Regions from separate parts of the Homo sapiens genome. Here region 2 is linked to region 1. Evidence: chromatin loops called from intact Hi-C (ENCODE). Cell type or tissue: mammary epithelial cell. All regions are shown on one strand. Links, peaks and the distances in the headings refer to the core of each region. The heading gives the core; the rest is flanking DNA. Region 1 has its middle 32 kb from the start of HIF3A. Region 2 overlaps IGFL2-AS1 (IGFL2 antisense RNA 1).

Region 1 (2,914 bases), core at 140-2,639:
TGTAATCCCAGCACTTTGGGAGGCTGAGGTGGGCAGATCACAAGGTCAGGAGATCAAGACCATCCTCGCCAACGTGGTGAAACCCCTTCTCTACTAAAAATACAAAAATTAGCTGGGTGTGGTGGTGCACGCCTGTAGTTCCAGCTACTTGGGAGGCTGAGGCAGGAGAATTGCTTGAACCCTGGAGGTGGAGGTTGCAGTGGGTCGAGATCACGCCACTGCAGTCCAGCCTGGGCAACAGAGCTAGACTCCGTCTCAAAAAAACCCCCCAAAAAACAAAAAACAAAAAACAAACCCAGTTAGAAGGACAGATAGGGCTATAGTCTGGGAGAAAATATTTGCAAAGCACATACCTGACAAAGGACAATTATCTAGAAAATGTAAAGAACTGTGAAAACTCAATAGTGAAAAAAAAATCCATTAAAAAAATGGGCAAAAGACCTGAAGAGGATCTGGCATGGTGGCTCATACCTGTCATCTCAGCAGTTTGTGGAACCAAGGTGGGAGGATTGCTTGAGCCCAGGAGTTCGAGACCAGCCTGGGCAACATAGTGAGACCTTGTCTCTATGAAAAAATCAAATGAAAATAAAAACTTTTTAAAGACATGAAGAGACATCTCAATGAGGAAGAGATACAGATGACATGTAAGCAGATAAAAAGATGTTCAACATCATTAGCCATTAGGGAAACGCAAATTAAATTAAAATGGCTAAAAATTTTGAAAACCGCAACGCCATTGAAAGCTGGCAAGGGTGGAGATAAATTGGATCATTTATACATTGCTCTGAAAAACAGTTTGGCAGTTTCTTAAAAAAAAAAAACTCAACATCCAGGTTGGGCGCAATGGCTCATGCCTATAATCCCAGCATTTTGAGAGGCTGAGGTGGGAGGATTGCTTGAGCCTGGAGTTGGAGACTAGCTTGCACAACATAGTGAGACCCCCATCTCTATGAAAAAGAAAAGAAAAGAAAAAAATTAGGCAGGCGCGGGGGTGCGGGCCTATAGTTCTAGCTACTTGGGGGGGTGAGGCAAGAGGATCATTTGAGCCCAGAAGATTGAGGCTGCAGTGAGCTGAGATCACACCACTGCACTCCAGCCTGGGCGACAGAGCAAGACCGAGAGTCACAGATGGCCTGTTCATTCCCTGCCTGTCTGGGGATGGGACCAAAGGCATATTATTTGGGACAGGTAAAAATCCTGTCAGTATATATGCTCATGTACAAGGACGATTAGCAGAAAAAGTAGTTGGAATCCCCTCGTGTCAAGGACAGGGAGAGAAATAGGAAGAACTTCATTGTTTTGTTTTGTTTTAAATAGAGACGGGCTTTCACCATGTTGCCCAGGCTGGTCTCAAACTCCTGGGCTCGAGCGATCGCTGGGTCTTCCAAAGGTCTGGGATTACAGGTGTGAGCCACCCTGCTGGGCTGAAATAGGAACTTAAAAAATGAATATGCCCCCCTCCACCACATGGGGGAGCCATAACCACGTTAATAACTCAGAAGCAGGCCCCACAAGTGAGTCAAATCAGCTCTGATGTCCCTCCAGGCTGAGGATGTAATTTAGAGGCATTTAGAAAATTCAGCTGAAACTCATACAGTTGCCTAAATGAACAGGTTTCCGAAGGATTTTCTTTCTCCAGTGTGGTTTGCCTAATTTTGTGGCCTCAGACAGCTGCTAACATTGTCCAAGTTTGGAGGTCCCAAATTTTCTGGCATCTTCAAAAAGATGCCACCTGCCCCCTTCACACTGCCTGGGTCAAAATATTGTGTTTTGCTTTTTGTTTTGAGATGGGGACTTGCTATGTTGGCTAGGCCGGTTTCAAACTCCTGGCCTCAAGTGATCCTCCTGCCTTGGCCTCCAGGCTGGAGTGCAGTGATGCAATCTCAGCTCACTGCAACCTCTGTCCCTCCGGTTCAAGAGATTCTCCTGCCTCAGGCTCCTGAGTAGCTGGGATTACAGGCACCGGCCACCATGTCCAGCTAATTTTTGTATTTTTTTTTAGTAGAGACCAGGTTTCACCATGTTGGCCAGGCTGGCCTCAAACTCTTGACCTCAAGTGAACTGCCCGAATGGGCCTCCCAAAGTGCTGGGATTACAGGCGTGAGTCACCGTGCCAGGCTTTGTTTCCCACCTTCTAAAATCCCATACAGGGTTAGATTATATGTGGGAACTGGCCATGGGACCAGTCCCTGGTGGGCACCACCCCTTATAACAGAGAAAGTTCCTAGTAGGTGTAGCTAACTGATTAACCTTTAACCTCTGCATTCCAATTTATTGGAGCTCCCATACAGATATGTGACTTTGCACTAGAGGATCTGAGATATATATGTGTGTGTGTATACATATATGTTGAGATGGAGTCTCACTCTGTCTCTGTCGCCCAGGCTGGAGTGCAGTGGTGCCATCACGGCTCACTGCAAACTCCACCTCCTGGGTTCAAGCAATTCTCCTGCCTCAGCCTCCCAAGTAGCTGGGATTACAGGTGTACACCACCACGCCTGGCTAAATTTCGTGTTTTTAGTAGAGATGGGGTTTCACTGCATTGGCTGGGCTGGTCTCGAACTCCTGACCTCAGGTGATCCACCCACCTTGGCCTCCCAAAGTGCTAGGATTACAGACGTGAGCCACTGCGCCCGGCCGAATCTGAATGATATCAATTGAGGTATTGGAAAGCACTAGAAAATTCTATGAGGTATCACCTGTTCTATGAGGACCCCAACTAAAGCAATAGTGTTACTCTCAGCGCTTCTGTAAGGGACACTGCAATATTGATGCGCCTGTGTTTTCTCACAGAATTACCCCATTAACCAGGGCAATCTAGTGGAGTTAGGACGAGGATTGTGTCGTAATTCGAGAGAGCTGGGAAGATGGTCCTTGGGCTCCCTGGATCAAAATATTATAGAGTTTTATTTTT
Region 2 (2,914 bases), core at 291-2,790, 72 kb after region 1:
GGTTGTAGTCAGCTGAGATCATGCCACTGCACTCCAGCCTCTGGAACAGAGAGAGACTCAGTATCAAAAAAAAAAAAAAGTCTTGGTCAGATGCAGTGGCTCATCCCTGTAATCCCAACCCCTTTGGAGGCCAAAGCAGGAGGATCACTTGAGGCCAGGAGTTGGAAACCAGCTTGGCCAAAATAGCAAGACCCTGTCTCAAAACAAAAAACACTACCAAAAAAAAAAAAAAAAAAAAAAAAAAAATATATATATATATATATATATAAAATGAGGAAGCCTGGGTCTTGTTCTGTCACCCAGGCTGGAGTGCAGTGGCACAATCTCAGCTCACTGCAATCTCTGCTTCCCGGGGTTCAAGTGATTCTCCTGCCTCAGCCTTCCTAGTAGCTGGGATTGCAGGTGCCCGTGACCACGTCTGGCTGATTTTTGCATTTTTAGTAGAGATGGGGCTTCACCATATTGTCCAGGCTGGTCTTGAATTCCTGATCTCAAGTGACCCACCTCCCCCGGCCTCCCAAAGTGCTGGGATTACAGGCGTGAGCCACCGTGTCCGGCCCTTGATTGGTTTTTGCTTGCATTGTCCCTGGTGAAGCCATTGAAAAGCTTTACTGCTTTCTGCAGCAGAATGGGATCAGACCCAATGAGTGATGAAAGTTAAAATAAACAAAGTCAGAAGACTCTAAACCCAAGCGCTTGTGCCAGAGGCAGCCTCTGGGTGCCTGGCTGATACCACAGGAGGTTTCTAACAAAGAGATTGACAGCCTTTCCACATCTGATATCTGGTACCAGGCAGAGAGAGGCCCTTGCAGACCGTGGAGTCAACGCCTCACTGGGTATTTTGGATATTAAAGACAACATAGACTCCATCTGGGCATTCTGGTGGTCCCCCTGCACCAGATAACCAGAGACATAGCTGCTTTCCAGGGACCCCCAGTGGGGGTCCAGGGAGTACAATGCACTCCAGGCCCTACCTCAGGCAGTTACTCAGGCCCCTGTGTCCCGTAGAGCCCAGCTCCCCATTTGAATGACAAGTTTCAGTGCTAGGAGATGAGGAAGACTGGAATCTGACCAAAAGGAAAAGCCATCAGAGTCTGATGACCGCAAAGTTTCTGGACTTCTAGGCTCCCAGAAATGGCCACTCATCATGCACCTTTTCTGAAGGAGCTATTAACATGTTGTTGGGCTCTGGTGGAAACAGAGAGGCTGAGCCAACACACTGTGGTAATACTCTGACCAGAAATACCCATCTCTTCCTGAACTGATAGCAGCCTAGACCCGAGAGCGGTGTCTGCTGGACAGAGCAGCATCATTACATCGAAGGGAGACATCCAAGATAGAATAAAATAGAACAGTTACAATATATTGTAACAGTTACCACATAGTGCAGCTGTAAGTTTTGCAGTTTGAGGTAGGACACAAAGCTAGTGCAAATTTCTGTTTCTTCCTGCTCAATTTCAGGTACAGCAGATTCATTCTTACCATAGATCTTAGCAACCTCAGCCCATTTTTTTTTCTTTCCTTATTAAGTGGAGAATTTTCATCTTTTTACTGAAAGGAAGCACTTTACAGTTTCTGTTTGGCATATCTGAATTGCCAGCATCACTACTCTTGCAGTTTGGGGCCATTACAAAGTAAAATAAAGGTTTTATTTTACGATAAAGAAAGCCCTCTTGAGAAACTTTCACAAACACTGCAATAGCATGACAGTTGATCTGATAACTGAGACAGCTACTGGAGACTACTGAGCCGGTAGCATCTACAGTGTCAATATGCTGCACGAAGGATGACTCACCAGCGGGGCAGGACAGAGCGGGACGACACGGCATTTCACAATCAGTGTGACACGCAACTTTAAAATTTATGAACTGTTTTTTCTTTGTTTTGTGTTTTGTTTTTGTTCTTTTGAGACAGAGTCTTGCTCTGTCCCCCAGGCTGGAGTGCAGTGACACGATCTTGGCTCACTGCAACTTCCACCTCTCGGGTTCAAGTGATTCTCCTGCCTCAGCCTCCCAAGTAGCTGGGATCACAGACACATGCCACAGCACCCGGCTAATTTTTGTAATTTTTTAGTAGAGATAGGATTTCACCATGTTTTCCAGGCTGGTCTCGAACTCCTGACCTCAAGTGATCCACCCACCTTGGCCTCCCAAAGTACTGGGATTACAGGCATGAGCCACCATGCCTGGCCTCTGATATTTTCATTTAATATTTTCAGATCACAGTTGATCATGGGTAACTGAAACCTACGCCAAAGTGAAAGTGGAGATAAGAGGGAATTACTATACCACAATAATACTCAGCCACTAGAAAGGCTGGGATGACTCCATGCTTTGTTCTTCAAAAATACTTCAAATAATTCTATTTAAAAAGCAAAAGAGACCGGGTGCAGTGGCTCACACCTGTAATCCCAGAACTTTGGGAGGCCGAGGTGGGTGGATCACAAGATCAGGAGTTCGAGACTAGCCTGGTCAACATGGTGAAACCCCTGTCTCTACTAAAAATACAAAAGTTAGCCCGGCATGGTGGTGGGCACCTGTAGTCCCAGCTACTTGGGAGGCTGAGGCAGGAGAATTGCTTGAACCCAGGAGGTGGAGGTTGCAGTGAGCTGAGATCATGCCACTGCACTCCAGCCTGGGTGACAGAGCGAGACTCCATTTCAAAAAAAAAAAAAAGCAAAAGAATGAGGCATTTATGTAAAGTTATAACAAACAAAATATTTTCAGAAAAGCAATTCCACAATGTTTAATGTAATTTGAGCATCGAGCATTCTTCATAACTCTTTACAATTATTGATTCATCTTGTCTGGGTTTCATCATCATTTTACAAATGAGGAAACTGAAACACAGAGTGGCTTCATAACTCACCCACAGTCACAGTCAGTGGGGCAAGGTCAGGGTTTGACCTGGGAGC

What was found. Hi-C counts contacts between places; a loop is a spot of excess contacts. Peaks named below come from ENCODE experiments on the same cell type or tissue, not always from the same donor. Only the 100,000 strongest peaks of a DNase experiment are listed, where the experiment ranks them.
Region 2: it touches region 1 in a loop (6-fold over the local background); 22 of 110 quality-filtered maps call a loop at or near these places.

The regions. Positions count from the first base shown.
Region 1 is chr19:46,263,988-46,266,901 of GRCh38, reverse strand. No RefSeq gene overlaps it. Among named protein-coding and RNA genes, the nearest start is that of HIF3A, 32 kb to the left of the region's middle. RefSeq lists an enhancer at 1,296-1,590. In mammary epithelial cell, for the core only: a CTCF peak has its summit at 1,478 (motif pointing right); a DNase peak (open chromatin) is centred at 1,481.
Region 2 is chr19:46,192,185-46,195,098 of GRCh38, reverse strand. All of the region lies in intron 2 of IGFL2-AS1 (IGFL2 antisense RNA 1), which reads left to right. It also overlaps a transcript of IGFL2 not described here. Among named protein-coding and RNA genes, the nearest start is that of IGFL2-AS1, 9.4 kb to the left of the region's middle. In mammary epithelial cell, for the core only: a CTCF peak has its summit at 1,313; a DNase peak (open chromatin) is centred at 1,818; H3K27ac peaks cover 1,513 bases.